Regions from separate parts of the Homo sapiens genome. Here region 1 is linked to region 2. A link is a contact called in ENCODE Hi-C or POLR2A ChIA-PET data. All regions are on one chromosome and are shown on one strand. Each heading gives the region's core, a stretch centred on a gene start or an enhancer-like site at or near the end of the contact. The rest is flanking DNA. Distances are from core to core; before and after follow the strand shown. Region 1 overlaps GMDS (GDP-mannose 4,6-dehydratase). Region 2 overlaps GMDS (GDP-mannose 4,6-dehydratase).

Evidence for each region. A loop is a pair of places that touch in the nucleus more often than their neighbours do. ChIA-PET counts read pairs that join two places held with the same protein, here RNA polymerase II (POLR2A). Pooled maps may share reads with other maps.
Region 1: a map with no recorded cell type shows a loop between it and region 2 (1.9-fold over the local background). The contact joins two enhancer-like sites. A Hi-C loop is called at or near these places in 2 of 37 single-sample maps with no recorded cell type and 2 of 50 pooled maps. POLR2A ChIA-PET finds 5 or more read pairs at or near these places in 2 of 52 experiments (CD4-positive, alpha-beta T cell and H1).

Annotation. Positions count from the first base shown.
Region 1 is chr6:1,951,593-1,954,367 of GRCh38, forward strand. All of the region lies in intron 6 of GMDS (GDP-mannose 4,6-dehydratase), which reads right to left. Among named protein-coding and RNA genes, the nearest start is that of GMDS, 290 kb to the right of the region's middle. RefSeq lists an enhancer at 823-2,022. Within about 2 kb of position 1,304, at least 3 of the 41 ENCODE cell types and tissues checked have a DNase peak (open chromatin) inside an H3K27ac peak, as active enhancers do.
Region 2 is chr6:1,796,566-1,799,265 of GRCh38, forward strand. The region is part of intron 7 of GMDS (GDP-mannose 4,6-dehydratase); the gene reads right to left. Among named protein-coding and RNA genes, the nearest start is that of FOXC1, 190 kb to the left of the region's middle. RefSeq lists an enhancer at 640-819. Within about 2 kb of position 1,371, at least 4 of the 41 ENCODE cell types and tissues checked have a DNase peak (open chromatin) inside an H3K27ac peak, as active enhancers do.

The DNA.
Region 1 (2,775 bases), core at 54-2,553, 150 kb after region 2:
CACTATATTGCTCAGGCTGGTCTACAACTCCTGGCCTCAAGTTATCCTCCTGTCTTAGCCTCCCAAAGTGCTGGAATTACAAGCATGACCACCATGCCCGGCCTGATTTTTAATGTCTTTTATATTAGTTCTTCCTATTACCAACTTCTTGATAACAGGCAAGAGAAGTTATTTATTTCATATCACATTTATATTCTAATATTATAAAACTATGTTTATTGTAATTATTTCTGTCAAACATCTTAAAGGAATATTGCCTTTAAGCAAACTAATGGTCTTTTACAAAGATAAGAGCAGCTGAGACATTCCGTTTCCAACTTGTCCACTTGCTTCACTGCCAAGCTGAGGTGGCCCACTCAGTGTCACAGGGGTTTCTTTGCTCAAGTTCAACTCTAAAATTCGTATATATGTTATTTCCACAAATATGTACAATATTTACATGACTTCTCCTAGGATTATTTCTGGTCTCCGTGTTAGCATTTATTGGCTTCACGACCTTGGACAACTCAATCTCATGCTGCTTCTGTTTCCTCATTGCTGAAAAAAGGGAGATGAAAGAAGCTTTAAATTCCTATTTCACAAATTCTGAGGGTATTTTGGGAGAATACCTACAGGTGGATGTTAACTGGCTGCTCCCTAGAAGCTCTTTCAAGGAAAAAATAGTATCTAATGGCTTAATACACATTTTTAAAATTAAAAAATAGAGAAAAATAGAAGTACACATGAATTTCATTTCCACATACAGATAAAAAATTTGTAAGTTAAACAAGTTAGTCAAAATGTCTCTGAAAGTACCTGTGGAGTATTAAATCACTATGTCAAACGCAACACGAAGAGCTAATGAGCGTGCATTTTTCACAGTAAGGATGATGATGATGATGATAGCCAAACCCCTCTGATTCCTCAGCTGGGAGATGATTAAAAAAAGTTCTTCGTGACTCAGAATGAAATACAAAATAAACCAGCTTTCTGGAAGTATTTACTAGGATCTCATGAAATTCTGAACAGACAGTTTAGCAACGGAAGCGCTCCTGGGGGAAGAAGGTAGTGATGGATCTGTTGCAAGGCCCCATGGTCAGAGACAGAGGAGCAAAGTTACATATGGCAAGTAGAAGAGAGGCTCAGTTAGGCGTTAGGCAAATATGGAAAGGAAGAGAAAAGAAGATCCACAGGGAGAGAGAATGCTTTACCCAGACTGAGTAAATGTCCCATTCTTAAACACTGAGAGAAGAAAGAGTGGGAGGAGAATGGAAGAAATACGCTGTCAACAGGGAACGTGATTTCTTACTCAGGCTAAAGGTATCCAGGGATGAAGCCAATCCCTATGAGTGACTCACGGCTGGTAACCAACGGCCCACGAGGTAGGCTCATGTAACCAAACATCACCTCCTCAGTCAGTCCTGGAAGTAGAGGTTACTACATTGCCCAAACTTTCCTAATGATCGAAAGACTAAAATGAGTCAACATAAGAAAAATATCCTCATCGAAAGACGGAAATCTTCAACTGATCTCCTGCGGAAAGCAAAGGGCTGCTGGGTATGAGAGGCAGGCCTGCCAACAGCCGGCAGCACAGAACAACTTTCTCCGTCACACCCCTGGGTCAGGGCTTTCTCCTCCAGGACGTGGACCCTAGGAAGTCTCACAGAAACCGAGGCTGCTGTTCTTAGTGTAGGAAATCAAAGCGGCTAATTCTACACTCATACTGAAAACTGAAAAATCACATTTAAAAAAAAAGAATGCTGAATATTATGTGTGTTTCACCCTTTATTCACAATAGCTACTGTCATCAAAATTAGGAAATCAGGGATAATCTAATCATTAAATTTTTTAACCTTCCAAAAGTAGAAGGTAGAATGTATTTTTTGTTCCCTCTTAATTATCATGCAAAATGTTTTTTCTTAATTTAGAATACACTCATATTAGTGTTATTTATAGTTTTGTAAAGGTCACCATATTTGTATTTATGGCATGCCAAAGTACTCTGCCAATGTTAAGAATTAAGACATAATTAGCCCCAACTGGTTACATTACATATGTGATGAACAGTAGTTATTCTTCTTATTTACCTCCTAATGTAATAAACAGTCAAAACTAGAAATATTGTTAGCTTTACTAAATAGGCTTGCTTCCCATGTTCCAATTTATAGCATAATCTTTAAGAGTAGATTTTATTACTGGTAAATAACATATTTGAAAAGAAACTAATATACTTATTTATGAACTATTTTTAAATAATTAAAAAAACCTCTCAATATTTTCCCCATAGTTCACAACTTATATAATAATTAATATCTTTATGACAAGTCTGATTGTTTAGTTTTTCAAAGAAATGTAATAAGGCAAGAAAATTTTTGTACATGTCTATTTCCTCATAGATATTAAACAGTTTGAGATAATAAACAAAACCTTTTTCCCTAGAGAGTCTATTCTCTATTACAGATAATGTGAAGCTGTATTTCCAGTAGAAAGCTATCATTATATCCACATTTGTGGCAAAAAGAATACTGTATGTATGTAAATATAAAAATAAAGATATGTAATGGAACAGCCAGGGAGATACACAATTTCAGGTTTGAAGAAACAATACAAAAGGAAAAAGCAGTTTATTAAGTGTGTAATAATAGTATGTTTTTAAAAGCCCTGTACAACCTTAACTAAAAATTACTTTATCACTGAAAACCGTTAATGACCATCTGTGCCTTTTGCTGGTAGAGGGCTTGCCTCAGTGTCGATGGCTGCTAACTGATCAGGATGGTGGTTGCTAAAGGCTGGAGC
Region 2 (2,700 bases), core at 121-2,620:
CCTTGGGATAATATGACTTCAAATCACAACCCTCAAAATTTATTTCAATCTTCTAATATTGAACTTCTACATACACTTGCTCCATTAGCAACATAATAATTCACTGACCCTCTCGCTTCAGTTAAAAATAACAATCATAAAATATTAATTTGCTGTGTTTTCCATTCAAATGCTCACTTTGTTTTAGTAGCGAAAAACTTGAGGAAGCAGAGAACAAGCTTCTTCCTTCCTCTGCACTTAGGAAAGATGTAGCTCCTTCAAACTGTAGTGATGTTTGATACGCTCATCAGATGCTTTACCCATTCCCTTACAGTAAGTCAGTAAAAAAGTGATCTGATTCAGTGAGGAATGTTTATTCAAATGGCTCAAAAATGTAGGAAGAATGGTGTTACTATATGCCCAACAAATGATCCTTAGATCATGACTGCTGTGTGCTCAAGCAGGGATCCCTAAACCCCAGGCCAGGGACCAGTACCAGTATATGGCCTGTTAGGAACTGGGCCGCAAAGCAGGAGGTGAGCAGCCTGCAAGCGAGCATTACTGCCTGAGCTCTGCCTCCTGACAGATTAGCCAAGGCATCAGATTCTCACAGGAGCGTGAACCCTACTGTGAACTGCACGTGCGAGGGATCCAGGTGGCACACTCCTTATGAAACTCTAATGCTTGATGATCTGAGGTGAAACAGTTTTGTCATGAAAGCGTCCCCACCCCCCAGTCAGTGGAAAAATTGTCATTTAAATGTTATAGCTGGCCTGCTATAAGCACAGGTGTATCTGGTAAACTCCACATGTTAAAAAGGTAAAAAGAACTCTCTCACTTCCTTCTTGAGCTTAGGTCATAAATATTTTAATAGACTTGTGTCCACCTATGCTGACTTTCTATGAAACTGAAAGCTCCTCTCAAGTAAGTGTTTTGTGATGTTTTGATTTGTACAATGAAAAGCACAGTGGCAAGTATATGTCAGTACTATCATCATCATCAGAGTTACTAACATTTTAAAATAGTCACAGTCCAAAGCTACACACATTAATGTGTTTAATTTCCCACTGGAATCCTATGAGGTAAGTATGAATATTATCTTCATTTTACATAGAGAGAAACTGAGGCAGAAAGAACTTAATAGACTTGGCCAGCATTTCACAGCTAGGATGTGTGGCAGAGCCGGTATCTGAACCCAGGAAGCTCAGAAATTATGTTCCAAGGGACACCATTCACATAAATACAAGGGAAGGTGTGCATTTGTGGACCCCAATGGGCACAGCTTGGAGTGTCCTCTATAATTACCAGATCCCATGCCTTGGCATATACCAGGACAGGTTTGCTAACAAGTCAAGGCATCTGCACTTTGATAACAGACACTTTGATGTCTCTGTTTGTTTCAGTTTTGTCTCTGACTCATTTTTCAGTTCTAATGCTAGGAATGTCACATAGTTATTTCCTGGTTTTATATATTCAAAAGTACTCCTGGAAAACATCTTCCTGCAATTCTTGAACAAAGGAGTCAAAGGACACAAAGTTTTCACATTTTTCCAGTTTTGGTTTCGATCTCAGTTTGTACCAGCTTCAGAAAAGCACTCATTCCAAAGTTCTAGAAATTTCATTAACTGTGACTGCACTCTGAAGAACAACCTTGCTTAAATTTTGATGTATAAATTTACTTCTAATTACAGAGCACACACACACACACACACACACACACACACACACACACACACACACTCCTGTCTTAAAAGTTTTAAGAATTTAAAAGCTATCATTGCAAGATGCAACTCCACACTGTGGTATGATTTTCATATAAGTCACTGTAGTGGATAATTTTAAAAGAAACCAGATTTTTAAAGAAATATTAAGAAACTGTTTCTGTACTTAGTTCTCAGATAAGAGCAGAACCTGTAGAACCACTGAGTCTTGTGCAAACCTTTTGTGTGGGTGGGTCTGGAAGAGCATCCAGGCTTTCTCGTAGCTGGAATGTGAGTGAGGCCCATGTGGAGGTAGAAGCGTGAGGCTCCTTTGGATCAGAAGGCTCTGTAATTCTGCCTAAAGCCAGCCACCCGCTGAATCTCCAAGAGAAGGCAGAAGCCATCCCTTCTCTTGGCGTATTACTTGTTTGGGAGTCCTCCAAGCGAATGTCCCCTAAATGTCAAACAGAACCGAGCACTGTAAAGTTCTGTTTTGCCAGTGCCTCCCTTGCAATCAGATCCCATTTTCTGGTTTTGGCATCGCATACTGTTGGAGAATACGAGACAGCTTTGTTGACACCTACACCGGGTGTGTGAACTGCAGGCTATGACACACTGGTGGCAACACAAACCTGTATCTTGCTTGCTTCAAAACATACTTCTTCCTTATGGAAAGTACTGGAACACAAATAACTTAAAAATCCCCCAACTTACTTCTGTCAAACATAGGGTGTTCTGGGCCTGGTCCATACTTCACCAGCCAGCAAAGAGGCATTTTGATCACTAAGACTTGTTTTCAAATAGGAACTTTCAAACCTTTACTCCTACCGATCCCTAGGATATCGTGTAGGTCAAAGATTAGCGAGGGAAGGGACTGGAGCCAGGGATCTGGGCTGGAGGTGGAGTAAGAGTGGAGAACTGGCCGTGACGAGGGTGGAGGGTGCGGGTGGTGAGGGGAGGCAGCTAGTTCTGTGCTTCCCGCTGGCAAAGAGTCCCCCGCTCCCTCCTTCTTTTCCCCTCA